Linked DNA regions of Homo sapiens: region 2 is linked to region 1. The links are chromatin loops, found by intact Hi-C in ENCODE. Cell type or tissue: endothelial cell of umbilical vein. All regions are shown on one strand. Links, peaks and the distances in the headings refer to the core of each region. The heading gives the core; the rest is flanking DNA. Region 1 holds the start of FRS2 (fibroblast growth factor receptor substrate 2). Region 2 overlaps YEATS4 (YEATS domain containing 4).

What was found. Peaks named below come from ENCODE experiments on the same cell type or tissue, not always from the same donor. Only the 100,000 strongest peaks of a DNase experiment are listed, where the experiment ranks them.
Region 2: it touches region 1 in a loop (4-fold over the local background); 5 of 110 quality-filtered maps call a loop at or near these places.

The regions. Positions count from the first base shown.
Region 1 is chr12:69,467,636-69,476,854 of GRCh38, reverse strand. FRS2 (fibroblast growth factor receptor substrate 2) reads right to left here and starts at 6,467. Exons shown (of 9, transcript NM_001278356.2): 1 at 6,325-6,467. RefSeq lists enhancers at 6,074-6,123, 6,295-6,796. In endothelial cell of umbilical vein, for the core only: a CTCF peak has its summit at 5,674; DNase peaks (open chromatin) are centred at 1,504, 5,844, 6,154 and 6,494; H3K4me3 peaks cover 1,733 bases; H3K27ac peaks cover 1,340 bases.
Region 2 is chr12:69,384,216-69,393,434 of GRCh38, reverse strand. YEATS4 (YEATS domain containing 4) reads right to left here. Exons shown (of 7, transcript NM_006530.4): 7 at 2,565-3,288. The coding sequence ends at 3,119. Among named protein-coding and RNA genes, the nearest start is that of YEATS4, 29 kb to the right of the region's middle. In endothelial cell of umbilical vein, for the core only: a CTCF peak has its summit at 4,894 (motif pointing left); DNase peaks (open chromatin) are centred at 3,374 and 4,864; H3K27ac peaks cover 625 bases.

The DNA of each region.
Region 1 (9,219 bases), core at 883-8,882:
CGCAACCAAAAACACTCAAAAGAAACAAATGTTAAGCCTTAATTTAACAGTCACCTAGGCTAGGTTTGCACCTTAAGTTCCCCACCCCCACACCCCCCCCCGTCCCTCCCCCACAGCCGCCTGCCCACCCAAGTGAACCAGGGAGTCAATAAGCTCCTCATCTAGACAACTGATGCAATTTCAATAAGCACTTATGTTCATAATTGGTTTGTGTCCCCAGGAGGACTTCTGTGACTCCACTTACATAACCCATTACGCACAGTGCTGCACTATTCTTTCTCTAGAAAGCATTTTGAATACTGATATTTGTACAAGGTTTACTTGCTGTATTAATAAAAAGGCTTTTCTTGCTCTATCTTTCCTGCAGAAGAAGTGAAATGGAAAGCCAATTTCTGCTGCTTCACTATGTCAAAGGCGAGTTATTTATCTTGTTGGCTAATCAACAGAGTAATAACTTAAAGCAGCACCCCCAGGCAGCGCCCACAGTTCAACAGTTTTCTCCAGAGGCTCTGGTTGAGAAACACAGTCTTAAACAAGTAATTTAGAGCTACTTGTGTGAACTCAACTGAAAACAGTCTGAACTGCTCCTTGAAATATGTTATAAGTATTGACTGTGAATCTTGACAAAATTAAATTCAATGGTGGCGAGAATCACAATACGTCCTCTGTAGGCTAACACAAGGGCAGAATGTACCCCAAACCTTCTTTAATATGCATAAATATGTGGATGAATAGTCTCCTCCAATCCCTCAGATTCTGTTTAAGCCAAGATTTTCGGATTTCACAGAACCATAATCTTTAAAAAGGGGCACGAGGAAGGAGAGGGTGACCAGCATAGGGCTGCCAACTTTTATTCTGCCAAGGACATTTAAAAAACAAAAACAAAAACTACCGATTACCCATCACCACTATTTCATAAAAGAACTAAGCGCCCATCGAAAATGGCAAAAGATAATTTTAGAAAAACATATCAATAGATTTAGCTTTAAAGAAGCCAACTACATTCTCCTTTCACTCAAAGGAAAACTCTGTCATGAACTGACACTACTCCACAGTCCAGCACTTCGGGAGCCACAAGCTTAAGTGGCTAGCTCCCACTGAGAAAAGGAAAGTGATGATACGTAATGCCCAAACCAAATATTAACCTATTCAATAATGAGGAAATGTAAGCTTAGAGAAGTTTAGGGACTCTCCCAAGGTTGAATACCAAGGATTTTGACACGGGTCTATCTAATTCTAGAGTCAGAGGTCCCAGCCATTATCCTAAGTTTCCTCTAATATTCTTCCAGTGGTATAACAATCCACCCTCATCTAGTCACCTTTGTGACCAATGACAACCAAGGAATTTCCAAGACAGCTGGAGGGAGTGAGGGGTGTACTCCCTGGCCATCATTTAGACTGAAGCTAAATGGAACTCCTGACCTTTGCCTCATTAATACCAGGCTTACTGAAACTAAGCCAAACAGCCCAGACAAAGCACACACAAAACCCCCTGCCTCCAACAACACTGACACAGGACTCTTTCGACATTCCCAAGTGCCTGTGATATAGTGGAAAACATATTCCTGAAAAACAAAAGGAATGTATTAATTCTCAAGAAGGAAATAAACACTTCCATGGTAACTCAGTCTAAAAATAATAAACTTGCCCTCAAAAAGTTACAACTCTAAGCCTCATTCTGCAAACTATTATAATCTTTTACACATTAATACTCAAGTTCCCCCTATTTAAATACCTAAACAGAAAACCACACAAAATTCTATAAATTTACAGTTCTTAAACAGTTTCCAAAATAAAATATGTAACTTTCATATGTGTTATCATATAATGGATAAAAGTATCTTATTCTATCCCTCTAATATAATCCAAACATTATAAGCCAAAACTAATCATGTTAATCAAAAGAACTTATAAAATAGAGTTGGAAGAAAAATATGTAATCAAATGCCATTTTCTATAAAAAGCAATATTAACAGCCTTAATGAGATGTAAATATTATCTTTGAATATTCAGAGGTTCTTGATTTTGAAACCAAAATCGATGTCATACACATAAATAAGTGAAATACTGTATCAGAGATTTGCTTCCAACTCCTCACATACCACTTGCCAAACAAATGTCCAAAAGAAACAAGCTAACATAGCTTTTAAGTAACCAAATCTGACACTCTGGATGAAATGAGTCTGAAGTAGTTTGTCCTCCCTGAAACAGGGTAAAGATAGCATAGTATTCTTGCTACCCAGGGCAAGAAAACTGTATTTCCCAATTGGATTTTTAATGATCAGATTCTTTCTACTCCGTGTGAACCTACAGTGTGAAGAAGCAGTGGACATACTATCAAATTCTTTACCCACTGCATAAAATAAATCACTTAGCATATTTCCTTCTGTTTTAAACAGATGCCATTTAAAACAGAAGTTTTTTTTTTCTTTCCCCTCTACATTCTCCCTTGGCACTTTCATCTTCTTACACAGATTCAACCAGTACACCTATTTGTATTATTCACTAAACCCATGTTTAATATATGCCTAGTCCTGACCTCTCCCCTTAACCACAAATCCACATTTCCAAAAGCCTTTGGACATTTCCAGCGTTTGGCAAGTATACAAAAAAGTCAACAAATCCAAAACTGATCTCATTACGTACCTCCTTGCCCGTATTTCTAGTAAGAGTACCACCGTCAACATCTCCGACACTTAAAAAGTGTAATCTTCAGCTGGGCGCAGTGGCTCACACCTGTAATCCCAGCACTTTGGGAGGCTGAGGCAGGCGGATCACGAGGTCAAGAGATCGAGACCATCCTGGTCAACATGGTGAAACCCCGTCTCTACTAAAAATACAAAAGTTAGCTGGGCGTGGTGGTGAGCACCTGTAGTCCCAGCTATTCGGGAAGATGAAGCAGGACAATCACTTGAACCCAGGAGGCGGAGGTTGCAGTGAGCCAAGATCACGCCACCGCACTCCAGCCTGGCAACAAAGCTAGACTCTGTCTCAAAAACAAAAGTGTAATCTTCACCTTCCATCTCCTCCAAACCTGCTCCAAAAACCCCTCCTCCTCGCCACCCACCTACGACATTGAGGTCCTGCAGAGCCTTCACTCTAATTCCATTACCACTGCCCTTGCCCAGTATTTATACTACATTGAAAGTCAGCTTTCCACATCAAATCATTCTGCACACTACTCTATTAGACCTTGGTAACTTCTCATTACCTCCCAAACGTCGAACTTTTTTTCCCCAAATGTCAAACTTCTAAAAGCAGCACTTAAACATGCTCCACAATCCTGCCCCCACTTAAAATTCAAACCTCATCTCTAATTCCCAAAAATGAACAGTATATTCCAGGTAATCTGGTCCACTAACTTTTCTCCAAGTACACAATGAACTTTCCCACCTCCACACTTCTGCTCACATCATTCTCTTTATTTGAAAGGCCTTCTTCACCCACCTACTCCCAATCCATAAATCTTTGTCTTAGAAAAGTCTTATTCTCTGTAACATTAAACTCAGGTTACCAGTTTATTGGGGAGCAACATGATGCAGTAGAAACACACAGGCTTTGGCACCAGACAGATTTGGATTCAAATTGGGGCTGTTACATGCTAGCCACATAGCCCAGGCAAGTAACTTAACATATTTGAGCCTCACTGTCCTCATTATTAAGGTACTTACATATTGCTGTGAAGCTAAGAAAATGCTGTAAACAGCAACTAGCATTAAGTCTGTTCAGTAAATGCTCAATAAACAGTAGCTTCTGAGCTATCTCCACAAATTTCCATTACTTAAGCTAAAAATGAACCCTTTCTTCTTTTGTATAATTTACTCCAAACTTTACCTCAAACCACCCATAAGTATTTACAAATGTTTATGTTGTAAATGTTTACACAAATCTTATATCCCCTTCTAGATTTCAAATTCCTAAAAACCAAAAGTTTAATCTTTATATCCTAAAATGCCTAGTATAGCGCTTTTCATGAAGCACTCAACACCCATCGCCAATGTTAAGTCCCAATTACAAAAAAAATTGTTAGTATGCCTAAAGAATACAACTCAACTCTTCATGATTTCAGAAATTATTACCAAAACATGAAACTCAACTGTTATGGCTATACCTTTATTTGCTCCTTACATAGTTACCTAACATAGCATAGCAAATAGCATGCTATGCATAACATAGCATAACATGCATAGCAAATGCTCAGTGTTTGTTGAATTGACTTGTATAATATAAAAATACAATCAGTATCTGATTTTCCCCAATCACCTTTCTCTGCTCTTAAAACTCTTGAAGTATTTCCCTTAAAAATACATTGTCATACCTGCAAATCTGTAACTACATCTAACTTAACTATTTTTCCAGATTCTCTCAATTCCAATATTCCAATCTTATGCTCTAAATAATTAAGTACTTCACATGTGGAAGAAGCTACAGTTTCTATCTAAATTTAAAAGTTGTGCAAATATGCTGGGGATGGTGGCTCACAACTGTAATCCCAGCACTTTGGAAGGCCGAGATGGGAGGATCACTTGAGCCCAGGAGTTCAAGACCAGCCTGGGCAACATAGTGAAACCTCGGCTCTACAAAAAAAAAAAAAAAAAAAATTAGCCAGGTGTGGTGGTTGGTGCCTATAGTCCTAGCCACTCAGGAGTCTGAGACAGAAGGACTGCTTGAGTCCAGGAGTTGGAGGCTGCAGTGAGCTATGATGGGGCCACTGTGCTGCAGCCTGGGCAGCAGAATGAGGCTGTCTCGAAAAGAAAGAAAAAAGAAAAGAAAGGAAGAGGAAAAAGAAAAGTTGTGCAGCTAATCTCTCCACAATTTTTTCCAAGGACTTTAAAAATCATCTACCCTTTGCCTGTTCAAAATCAACAACCTTGAAATAAATTTTCCTTTGCATAGGAAAAGCTCACTGAACTTGTCACTTCAGTCTATTTTTCCTGATTCATGATACCACCTCCCCTTTCAGGGGTGGGAGGAAAGAGAATGACATAAGTACCCAAAAAACTACAGAATAAACCCTAATCTACACACAAGATGAGAGTTGCAGATAGCGTCACTGGTTTCAAGAAGGTGATTTGTGAATACTTTACGCTGCAAAAACAGTGGCCATCTGCTAATAGCAATAATCTGCAGTAACTGCATTCCCTTATAAAAAGTTTTTAAATCACCATTTATTGTGGAAAACCCATATTTCCTACAAACCTTTCAGCAGTAAAGTTTACTACCTAAAATCTGTTCACTAAACCTACCTACATCACTTTCTCCCCTAGGAAATCCTCAGTTTATCCGAAGTAAACACTTCATGGAATAAGTTTAAACAAAACATCTCTGCCCACCTGTGTGAAACTCTGCATTGCAGCAACAATTTTAACAGTGTAAGGAATCTCTCAAGAAAATCCAAGAACAATTTTTCCTTAAGAAAAATGACAGTTCCAAATATGAAGGTAAACAAACTTTGGGAGAAAGGATATAACTGTCCAACTCTTTAAAATCAATTCGTACAGCCTCTGAATGAACTCATCATACAACTGTGACATCAGATAGCCAAAAGAATTAAGAGTGTAGATTAGAGAAAAGCATCTTTTTTTTTTTAGTATGTCTGCAAAAAAAGGCGGGGGAGGGGGTGTCTAAACTACTGATTTTCCTTAAGCAAGTTTTTTCTTTAAGTTTACTTCAACAACAGCTTCAGCAAGCTTTCAAGTGAGTAAAGATGATACAGAGCATGCTGGTGCCACAGCGACCTACGTATCCAGGACCGGTTCCGAGCCCAGTCCAAATCGATCCCGGACAACCCTGAAGCAAATCTGGATGAAAAGCCCTGCAAAAGATCCCTGGCATGTACAGGCAGCGCCCCACCCTGGAGGGAAAAGACGACACCCCTGGGACCCGGGTTAATTACTGACCCCAGGACAGACCCAGAGGAGGCGAAAAGTCGGGAACTGGAGCCCAAGATTGAGTCTGGTGTCCAGCTACTACCCCAGGCCGGACACAGAATACCAAACTAGGGAGCGGCGAGGTTTGGGGCAGCACACATGAGGGGGGTCGGACGGACGAACAGAGGCCCAGCCCATCCCCACTCTCGAGTCCCAACAGCAACAACAGCTCTGGGAACCCCCTCCCTGGCTCCGCCCCGCCCACCCCATGGACCCACAGCCAGCTCTTCCCGTCCCGCTGGCCCGGAGAAGTCCGCGGCGGTCGACAATCCCCTTCCCCGGACGCCGGCAGCCGAGCCCTCAGCCCGGATCCCGAAGCGGGCAGCGGGGGCACGAGAACGCCAGCTCCGACGCGGGCCCGCGGCCGTCCCAGTCCGTTTCCCTAGCCACTCACCGTCCGCCCAGGTGCTGAGAGGGAGCAGGGCGCGGGTCGGCGGGCGCGAACCCCCAGACTCCGACCCGCGCTGGAGCCCCTACTTGGAGCAGATCGAGTCTCAGCCGCTGTGCCTACAAGGCCTCTCTCCGGCCCGAATCTTGGAAAAGCACTTCCGGGGGAGCGGGGGAGGGAAGGGTTTTGGCACCGGAACTGCTCTCAGCCCGGAGCTGCCAGGGCCTCCAGGGCGGGGCGGGGCCTCTCTCGCCGGGCGCCCACAGATCAGCCTCTGGGCTCCTAACTAACCCTTTCCGCCCCGCGCCTCCTCGATTCCCCGGCTACTGCTGCACCCTTTGCTTTAACTGCTGTTTGAGTTGTTTTACTCCAGCCAGCTAATTTTACAAATAAGGAAACCGAGGCTCGGAGAATTAGGTGCAAGAATCCAGTGCCTACACCCGGCCTCCCGACTCCCTTCAGTGTACTCTACGCTCCAATCTGCCTCCTTTAAAAAATAATGATAATAGTTAACATTTATTGAACGCTTACTACGTGGTAGGCACTGTATTAAGTCCCTTCGGGTGCATTAACTTATTTAATCATCCCCAAACTCCTTGGGGTTGGTGCTATTATCTACGTCTTGCAGGGGAGAAAAACGGTCAAAGATACCAAACCCAATCTCACAAATGTTGGTTGATTTTAATTCACGTGTGTATAAATCTCATCTACCTATACCAAGATTTTGAAATTATTTAAAAACAGGGCTCAAACTATATTCCTATATTCTGTCATCACTGGTGACTTCAACAGAGGCGAGAGCTGGGGTTGGGGGGTTGGGGGGGTTGGGGTGGGGATCTGGAATCTTTTTGCTTGTCTCCTTTTATTTACTTTTATTTTTTCACCCTGGCAAGTTATAAAATCATCTCTGCATTGTAGGAATCCAAAATGATAATGCATGATAAACATTTCAGAATGTCTGGCATTGGATAAAAGTTAACGATTCTTATACCTCATCAGCAATAGGCAATAGAAAAGATTAGTTAAGGAAATAAGAAAGAGTAGGGGTTGGCCGGGCGCGGTGGCTCACGCCTGTAATCCCAGCACTTTGGGAGGCCGAGGCGGGTGGATCATGAGGTCAGGAGATCGAGACCATCCTGGCTAACAAGGTGAAACCCCGTCTCTACTAAAAATACAAAAAATTAGCCGGGCGCGGTGGCGGGCGCCTGTAGTCCCAGCTACTCGGGAGGCTGAGGCAGGAGAATGGCGTGAACCCGGGAAGCGGAGCTTGCAGTGAGCCGAGATTGCGCCACTGCAGTCCGCAGTCCGGCCTGGGCGACAGAGCGAGACTCCGTCTCAAAAAAAAAAAAAAAAAAAAAAAGAAAGAGTAGGGGTTTTTACAACTGGAAAAATACAGGTGCTTGTGAAGCTCCATGCAGTGATAATATGAGGACCCACAGAGTTACATACCAGACAGGGAAAAGGGATGGAAAGGAGGAGGGCGTGGGATTCCTCAGCCACAAAATCAGAAAGGCACCAGATATCTGAGGCAGATTCTGTATCTGGGATGCAGGGAAAGAAAAAAAAGCCTCTTAGCAATGCATACTATCTGCAAAACAAATGTACTAACATCTCTTGAAACTGGGGGGGGGGGGGGTGGCGGGGAAGATTTTTAAATGTTTCTACTATGAAAGGCAGGGGAAAGGAAAAAAGTTGAAAACCCATTATTACAAATTTAAGATGCAAACAATGCCACTGCTCTTGGCTTTATTTACAGGGCTTTCTTACTTTATTTTTGTGATCGCAGAAGTGTTGGCAAATACTTCCGTAATACTCAAATTCAAGCAGCCTTTTGTGCCTCAGAGTGTGAAGAAGTAAAAAACAGCGTGGGTTGGCAGGACTCACCGACATCTCTTTTTACTCAAGGCCTAAAGGGATAGTGAGAGGAATCCTGAATCACAGATATTATCAGGCTCTGTGTGGGATGCAGAGGTGCTAGAGGTTAGTCATTTAATCTGGTCATCTAACTGGTAAATGGAGCCGCCTGGGTTTGAATTTGCAGACCATATTCTCAGATGCTTTTCACCACTATCCCAGTGGTTCTCAAATTTGAGAGTGCATCAGAACCACCTAAAGGGCTTGTTAAAACAGATTGCTGGGCCCCACCCCTAGAAGTCCCTGGACTAAGCCTCTCAACATCATCTGTGAACTTGTTACAGATGCACATTACTGGGTCCCGCCCCAGATCTTATGAATCAGAAGCTCTGGGGTGGGACCCAGCAATCTGTGTTTTAACAGGCCCTCCAGGAGATTCTGATATACTGTCAAGTTTAAGAACCACTGCATAAGATATTAAGAACTAATATCTTGTCTTCCACATATTCCTCTTTTTTTCTAATTTTTTCCAACAGGGATAACTCTTACCGGAGCAAAAGTTCTTGCCGTTGAATTAAATGACCTATTGAAGGATTTTTATTCATGTTTTGCTCTCAGTGAAAGAAGATGAGGCTAGAAAAAAAATTACTATAATGGAGGATTCATTTTGATTACTTTAAATTTGTACTGAAATGTAACCAGATAATACTGGGTTGGGGGTGGAACTAATATTATTTGGGAATTACTCTATGCCAAGGCTTTACACGCGTTTTCTAAATTAATCTTCACTACATTGCTATGAGGTTTTATGGTCTTAATTTTAGAGATGAGGATAACTGAGACTTAGGTGAAGTAATTGACTTAAGGCCACATTCTTGTTAAGGGGCAGAATCAGGATTGTGCAAAGATCCCTCTAATTCCAAAACTCATGTTCTTTCCACTTCGTGGCTGGAGCCTGGAGAACCAAATTCCACTGTGGGCTCCACTGCCCCAGCTATGCAACATTGATTAAGCGATTTAATCTCTATTTCGATTTCTCCATCTATA
Region 2 (9,219 bases), core at 1,220-9,219, 84 kb after region 1:
ATGCAGTGGCCCACACATAGCTCACTGTAGTCTCAAACTCTTGGGCTCAAGCAATCCTCCTGCCTCAGCCTCCTGAGCAGCTAGGACTACAGGTGGATGCCACCACACCTGGCCAATTTTTCTGTTGTTTGTGTCTTTTGTTTGTTTGGTTTTTTTTGTAGAGACCAGGTCTCACTATGTGACCTAGGCTAGTTTCAAACTCCTGCCCTCAAGAGATCCTCAGCCCCACAAAGTGTTGGGACTACAGGCGTGAGCCACCATGCCCAGTCATTTTCTTTGGTTTTGATCTCAAGAGTTTGAAATCTATTATTATTAAAAAACAAAACAAAACAAAACTGAAGACATTAGGGGTAATGCTAAGGAACAGGTACCTGAAATGTTTTCTAGAGATTTCAAATATCTATGCTTTAGTATTCCATCCAACAAAATTAATACTAGAATTTTCTTACATGTTATTAATGGCTAGCAAGATTTTTATCTACAGTGTTTTGCATTTATGCTACCTGATGTTCATATTTGATATAGTATTAAGTTACTACAATTAGTTAAAGGAAGGAGGTTTGAGAAGTATTTAGGCATGAGCAACAGACAATTAAAAATGCTAACACTTTGAACATGAGAATTAAGTATTAATGAGACAGAAAAGCCCATAGCAGATTACTCATCTGAGTAACTGCTGGTTGACTCAACACCAAGCTATAGTTCCTTAATCTCCTATCTGTAAAATATGAATAACAGCACCAAACACCTACATTGGTTAGAAAAAATGAAACTAATACTTTGATCTTCTTTCAAGAAGTGAGCTGCCTAATTAGCTGAGTTTCTTTAATTCTTCTTATTGTCTAGATGAAGAAATTATCCCTTGGGAAATATTCTCTTTCCACTTATAAAAGAATGGGAAAATCTATCATATGGAGATACCACATTTAAAAAATGCATTCATTAGTTGATGGACATTTTGAATTGTTTCCTTTTTGGCAGTCATGCATGATGCTATGAACATTGATGTACAAGTTTTTGTGTGAACATGTTTTCATTTCTCTTGGGTATATATCTAGGAGTGGAATTGTTGTGTCATTGGATAATTATGCTTAACTTTTTGAAGAATTGCCAAGCTGTTTTCCAAAGTGGCTGAACCATTTTACATTCCTACCAGCAATATATGAGGGTTCCAATTTTTCTATAGCCTCATCAACTTTTTTGGGTATTTTGTTTAAAATTATAGCCACAATGGTGGATGTGAAGTGAAATGCGATACACTTCACATTTTCCTAATGATGAATGATGCAGAGCATCTCCTCATATGCTTATTGACCATTTTGATACCTTCCTTGGAGAAATCTCTGTTCAAATCCTTTGCCCATTAAAAAAATTTTTATTGAGTTACAGGAGTTCTTTGCAATGTCACAGTGAAATCCTACCAAGATTAAAGCCAACAAAGAAATAAGAGCCAATAGAGAGTAAGATTGAGCCATGACCACATATTTTGAACCCTTGTATGCATGCATGAAGTCAGACCTACCTACATGGACTTTAGTTTTATGAACCAATACATTTGAACCAATACATTCGTGGGCAGCTGACTAGAATAATGATTGCCTGTGCCAACTCCTCAAGTAGAATGGGGCTTTTCCCTCATGTTATTTTCCTGATCTATCCCCAGGCCCTATGCGATACTTGGGAAATCTTATCATGATAAGCCTGGCAGGTAGGCATGGGGATAAAAGGTGCAGAGAAAATGAATGATGCCTGGCACAATTGAAAGTACCACCATCAAGCCCCAGAGGGCTCTGGCCGAAATTTCAGACCACAGAGGCCTTTGTACATCCTCCATAATAATTGCAAAAGTCACAACTTTAAAAAATAAAGCCACAAAGTAAAAAGTAACCAATCCATCAGGGCAGACAGATAAAAAAGTATTTTTGTTCCTAGGTTGCCAAGATGGTTCAGCCAACATACCTTTAAAGATTAGGTATTAATGAATGTTAAAAGTAGATGAGTCTAAAAGTAGAGGACTTGCTGTGTGGATTTGAACAGAAGAGGCTAAAGAGGAGAGGGTAGGAGTAGTGCATGAAGCTAATGCACAGCTGCAGCTGCTTCCCATATGTCTCTATGAAAGATTTAATTTTTTTTTTTTTTTTGAGATGAAGTCTCATTCTGCCGCCCAGGCTGGAGTGCAGTGGCGTGATCTCAGCTCATTGCAACCTCTGCCTCCTGGGTTCAAGCAATTCTCCTGCCTCAGCTTCCCAAGTAGCTGGGATTACAGGCATGTGCCACCATGCCTGGCTAATTTTTGTATTTTTAGTAGAGATGGGGTTTTACCATGTTGGCCAGGCCAGTCTTGAACTCCTGACTTCAGGTGATCCACCTGCCTTGGACTCCCAAAGTGCTGGTATTACAGGCGTAAGCCGCCATGCCTGGCCCCTAAGAATTAATATATTTGTATGTGAAGAATAATGACACTATGATATAGGCAGAACAAAACTTAAGATATAATCTTTACCATCAAAGAGCTTCTACATGCGACAATGAGTGCCAATAAGAGATGTGATGTCACAATACTATAAAGATACTTTAACTGTATTGAGGGAGTTCCAGAAAGTCTTCAAAGAGGAAGAAACACATCAGGAGGGAGAAATAGGATCTGTAAACTACATTTATTGAATACTTACTGGACACATCATATACAAAAAAGGATGGGGGCAGGTAAGAACTTGAAGAAATTAAATATACACATTAAGTTTCTTCACTAATTCTAGCCACTAAAGAAGTACAAAATTTGTACAAGTAATACTTTATAATGAAATTTTGATGCCTGTCAAAAGGGTAATAAGCTATACATATACTACAATAAACATTTTTAAAAACTGTGCTTAATATCATAGAATTTTCTTAAAATGGGTTGGTAAAATACCTATATAGCATCCATTCTTACACACATATTTTCCATTAAAGATTGCTTAAATAGTACAAATTCCTATTGCTAAGAAATTCATGGTCAACAGCTGTATATGAAGTTCCTCTAAGAAACATCACAGCATTTGCAGTAAGTCCATTTCTCCAGTGAAGCCCACCTTATTTTCAGTTTAGCTTACTACCAAGTTCTCATGAGAACTGTTTATATGTCTTTTGCTTGGTCATCTTCTTCAAGTTTTCTGATTTCATTTTTTAAACAATTTATAGTTTCACGACTTGCTTTTAATCTCTCCTTAAGCTCTGCAATCTCAAAGCTTGTTTTTTTCTTAGCAGCTTCTAATTTTTCTCTGGTTTTCACTTCAAGCTCTGCAACTAAAGAAAACAAATACTTTTACTAAAGTATTTTTCTCACATGTTTAAGATATATGACAGGGTAATAAATATGGCATTTCCTGACGACAATGTTTCCATGATGAAATGTGGATAACTTAAGAATTACAACATTAAACATGGGTGCAGGTTGGGGGAGGGGAAGAATGTCTGAATTCCCAAGAGAGGATCTAAGATGTTTCCTACAACTAAAAATAAAATTCTGGTCACCAACTCACAGTTAAAATTTTAAGACATAATGTCCTTTTTTCCATACACATATTAAGATTGAAATAAGGGGGCACACAAACCCAAGATACATCAGCTAATGAGAGGTGACTGGGCGCAGTGGCTTATGTCTGTAATCCCAGCACTTTGGGAGGCTAAGGCAGGTGGATCACTTGAGGTCAGGAGTTCGAGACCAACCTGGCCAACATAGCAAAACCTCGTCTCTATCAAAAATACAAAATTAGCAGGGCGTGGTGGTGCACACCTGTAATCCCAGCTACTCTGGTGGCTGAGGCATGAGAATCACTTGAACTTGGGAGGCAGAGGTTGCAGTGAGCTGAGATGACGCTAGTGCACTCCAGCCTGGTCGACAGAGTGAGACTCTGTCTTAATGGGTGGGGGTGGGGGGGAAGCGTTAACTACAAGTATTCTTAAATTTATATACAGGTGAAACTTTTTTTTTTTTTTTTTGAGATGGAGTCTCGCTCTTGTCGCCCAGGCTGGAGAGCAGTGGCATGATCTCAGCTCACTGCAACCTATGCCTCCCAGGTTCAAGCAATTCTCCTGCCTCAACCTCCTGAGTAGTTGGGACTACAGGTGCATGCTGCCATGCCCGGCTAATTTTTTGTATTTTAGTAGAGACGGGGTTTCACCGTGTTGCCCAGGCTGACTGCGAACTCCTGAGCTCAGGCAATCCGCCCTCCTTAGCCTCCCAAAGTGCGGGGATTACAGGCATAAGCCACCAGGCCCGGCCCAGGTGAAACTTATAAACAAAATCACACTATCAATACAAGCCAATATCTTTTTTTCAAATAGGTGGCAATAACTGCTAAAATTTGAATCCCAGCTCTGCCACTTACTAGCTGTGACACTGTAAGCTATTTCACCTATGTTCCTCACTTATGAAACAGAAATGATAATGGCAAATACTTCATAATATTATTTGTTGAGAAAACTTTTGAGACAGGATCTTACTCTGTCACCCAGGCTGGAGTGCAGTGGTGTGATCTTGGCTCACTGCAAACTCTCACTCCCGGGTTCAAGTGATTATCCCACCTCAGCTTCCCAAGCAGCTGGGATTACAGGTGTGAGCCACCACACCCAGCCTGTTGAGAAGACTTAATGAATTAATTTATGTAAAGTACCCAGAATACTGCCTGGTACAGAAAAAGCCCTATCAACTATTGTTATGAGAAAAGAGAAACATTAAGTGATATCTGAAACTATCTATCTATAACAAAGTACTAAAGAAATGTTACTGCAAAACAGGACACATCTATTTAAATATGCCACTTGGATATGTAGCATGATGTTTTACAAAGAAAAATATCTGCTTGTGTCTAACATTTCCATCTTGTGGACATTTTTGGTAACTGCTGCTCACTATTAAAGTACACTTATACTTACTTTCACTAATAAAAGATGGTCACTAATTGGAAGCCAGATGGTTTGGTGGGAAAAAAACCCAACTATGGAAACAGAAAAGATCTGATTTCAAATAAACCCTTGCTTCCTTATTAGCCGAATGCTAACATTTCTAAGGCTCCATCAATCTCTTTGTACGATACAGCTAAAACTAGGTATTTCTCAGAGGATTTACGAAGATTACATGAAGTAATTATATGTAAAGCATCTAGCACATAAAAAACATGCAATACACGGTAAAACCCTGTCTCTACTAAAAATACAAAAAATTAGCTGGGCATGGTGGCGAGCACTTGTAGTCCCAGCTACGCGTGAGGCTGAGGCGGGAGAATGGCGTGAACGCAGGAGGCGGAGCTTGCAGTGAGCCGAGATCGCGCCCTGCACTCCATCCAGCCTGGGCGACAGCGCGAGACTCTGCCTCAAAAAAAAAAAATAAAAATAAAAAAAATAAAAAAATTCAATGAATATTAATGAGTTCTTTCCTTATTTTGCTCATTGCTGGTGACTTGCTTTTTGTGATTGTCAAAACAATTCATATTTTACTTTGTAATTCTTTTCATTCTTTTACAAATTATTTTTATACATAGGTAGTACACACAAGATTACAAATTAAAAGATTAAAGAGTAGACAGTGAAAAAATATGCCCTTCTACTACACTTGTTCCCCAGCCTGCCATGACCAATCAGTGCTTCTTCCCAGAGATAATCACTGTTGTGTTCTCTGATATCTTCCCAGAAATAGTCTGCTGATATACAAAGCATATACCCAAGTGCAGTTTCTTCTTCTTCCCAACACAAGTGGTATCATTCTATACACATTGTTTTGCACCTTGCTGTTTCACTTAACATTATATCTGGAAGCTCACCCTATAACACAGAGCTGTCTCATTCTTTTTAATGACTACAGAGGACCTAATTGAATGGATAAATAAAATTCATTTAGTCTGCCCCCTATTGATGTACACTCAGAGTATCTCCATTTTTTTCTTTTACAAACAATGCAATAATGTGTATGCTGTAAATAATCATTTTAGTATATTTGTAGGATAAATTCCTGGAAATGGAACTGTTATAGAATATATATGTACTTGTAATTCTGGAAGAACATCAAGCAACTCAAAAGGATCTACCAATTTATAATCCCATTAGCATTGTGTCTGTTTCCCTACTGCATCAACTTTTTGGTCTTACCTAACCTGAAAGGTTAAAAACAGTATTTCTGTAATTCGCATTCATCTTATTACTATTGGGGCTGACTCATCTTTTTTATAATGTTTGAGACATTTCTCCCTTTCTACAAATGATCTGTTTTCCTTTTGCTCATTTTCCTATTGGGTTATTGGCCTTTCTTATTGATTTGTAAGAGCTATATACAGCTTTATACAGTAGTCCCCCCTCATCCATGGTTTCATTTTCCATGCTTACAGTTAGCCACTGTCAATAGCGGTCTGAAAATAGGTGAGTAAAAAGTAGAATAAGATTTTTTTGGGGGGTGGGGTGGGGAAAGAGCACACATTTACATAACTTTTATTAGAGTTCATTGTTATAATGTTCTATTTTATTAATTAGTGTTGTTAATCTTTTATTGTGCCTAATTTATAAATTAAACTTTATCATAGGTATATATGTATAGGAAAAAACAGTATATAGGGCTTGGTACTATCTGTAGTTTTAGGCATCCACTGGGGTTCTTGGAATGTGTCCTCTCCAGATAAAGGGGGACTACTGTATGTTAAGAAACTAGTCATTTGTGACATGAGTACATTTTTCTATGGCCTGTCAGTCTTTAGACTTTGTTCCCAGTGCTTTTTACTATGCAGAAATTTGTATTCCCCTATACCCTCTCTCCCCACATCAATTTAAAAAACACACTGAATGATATGCGCTTTGTTAGATGCTGGGGTACAGAGGCAGGAAACAGGTAAGAAAAAAATGCACTAATGTTATGAGGTAATCATAGGGAACGACAAGAGTAGACTGGATTCAAATCAAGTAGAAAGGGTGAGTTTTATGAAGGAGGGCTTCTTGGTAGTAGTAACATCTAAACTGAATTTTAAACAATGAGAAAGGAGTTAGGTAAATGAAGTGGGCATACAGGCCCAGGAAGCAGCATAAAGACAAGGAGTCCTGTATAGCTGTAAGCGGTAGTTTTAAAACTAGCCAGGGAGACCTGATTAACTCAATTGTCAGAAGGACAGCATTCACTGTAGATATAACATAGATTTGTTGTTTGATTCATGATACTTTTATTTTTGACAACTTGTAAGACTGCGAAGGGCACTAGATGTTTGGAAGAAGACATGAGTTAATTAGCAATGAGATCCTGGGGGAAAACATTTTAAAACTTCTTTTAGCTTGTTCCAGTGTTCTGCTTCCTATGTGTTAAATGCTTATACAAAAAAAGAAAAGTTTCTGTTTTTAATTTCCCAATGAAGCTCAATTTCGAGAAAACAAATCCAAAGAATTACTACTTTTATAAAGTCAGTTCAGCATACTGGTTAGGAGACAGACTATCAGGCTTTTTACAACTTATTAGTTAAGTGGACAGATTTTGGGTTTAAAATGCAGGCTCTACTGGGTAATTTTGGGCAAGTTATCAAATCTTTCTAGAGCTTTTACCTACAAAATGGTGCTAATCATAGTATCTTCCTCCTAGGGTTATTTTAGAGTATTAAATAAGTTAAGAAATGGAAAGTGCTTGTCAGGTACATAGTAAGCTCTCACTAAGTGTTCACTATCATTTTTACTATTTCTTGAAGAAGCAACTAAAAAGCTAGATCATTAGTGCTTAAACTTCCAATATACTCCATAATAAATATTCTCTCTATAAAAATACTATTAAATTTTTGGAGCCTAAGTTCTGAGGACTGCCAGGGATCAAGTTCTGATTCTACTACTAACTAGCTGTGTGACCCTGGGCAAGTTTCTTAACCTCCTTATACCTCGGTTTCCTTTTCTAAATATTACCTAATAAAGCTGTTATAGAATTAAGTGAGTTTATACATGTACAGACTCAGAAGAATACAAATAGTAAGCACTGAATAAGTCTGGCATTTTATTATTACTAAATATTGACTATCATATGCCCTCAGATTATTAAAACTATACATATTTTTTAGACCTTTGATTAATATTCCCAGATAGCTTTCCTAAAGAGCTAAATTTATACTCACAAAACAATTCATGAGAGTGCAAAGTTTACTCTTAATCGGTACAACTATTTAAAATTCCTGGCTGGCATGGTGATTCATGCCTGTAATACCAGTACTTTAGGAGTCTGAGGTGGAGAAACCTGCCCCTACAAAAAAAAAAAAAATTAGCCAGACATGGTGGCACATACCTGTAGTCCTAGCTACTGTTAGGGGGCCAAGGCAGGAGGATCATGTGAGCCCCCAAGTTTGAGGCTACAGTGAGCTACGATCATGACACTGCAACCCAGCCTGAGTGACAGAGCGAGAACCTGTCTCTAGGGGAAAAAAAAATGCTTTTGCTAATTTAATAGGACAAATATAGTCATTCACTACTGTTTGGTTTGCATTTTTAAAATTATTAGCAGGGCCAGATATTTTATCATTTTATTTACTGGTGATCTCTTATTCTATCTGTCTGTCCATACCTTCTGCCCATTTATCTACTGAGGTTTAACAGGTTTTTCTATTTATCAATTTTAGCATTTAAAAAAACATTAATTCTTTGCCATATTTTCTGCAAACTTTTCTTCTTTGCCTTTTGGAAATGCAGAAATTAAATATACTTAATAAAGTCTATCCTTATTTTAATGTGATTTTTCCTAACACTTTAAATTTGGAAAGTCCTTCCTAGCCAGGATAGCCAGTAATCTAATTTTTCAAAAAACAGGCTGGCTGATTTTCAAAAAAACATTTAAATATCTTTAACTAAACTGGAATTTGTTTTGGTAAGTACTATGAAGTGATGATCAAAATTAAGTTTTCTTCCCAAAAGCTTACCAATTATGCCAACACCATTTATGGAATTAGACTTTTCTTCCTTATTGATTTGGTACTGTTAAGAAAATGAACTAAAGATCACACAGAAAACTTAATTTATTGATAAAAACTTCCCAAGGTTATACAGCTCCATACGTAAGATTTAACACATTGAAACAGATTTATAGCCTTTTCACAAAACATATTATTTATAACTACTTGTTATACATAAATAAATGATAGTTTTGTCAAAAACAGAAAAATGTGAGCACTTGAATTTTAAAAGAGAATTTTCTGCCATGAATGGGCACATTTCATGGTATGAGAGAAAGAA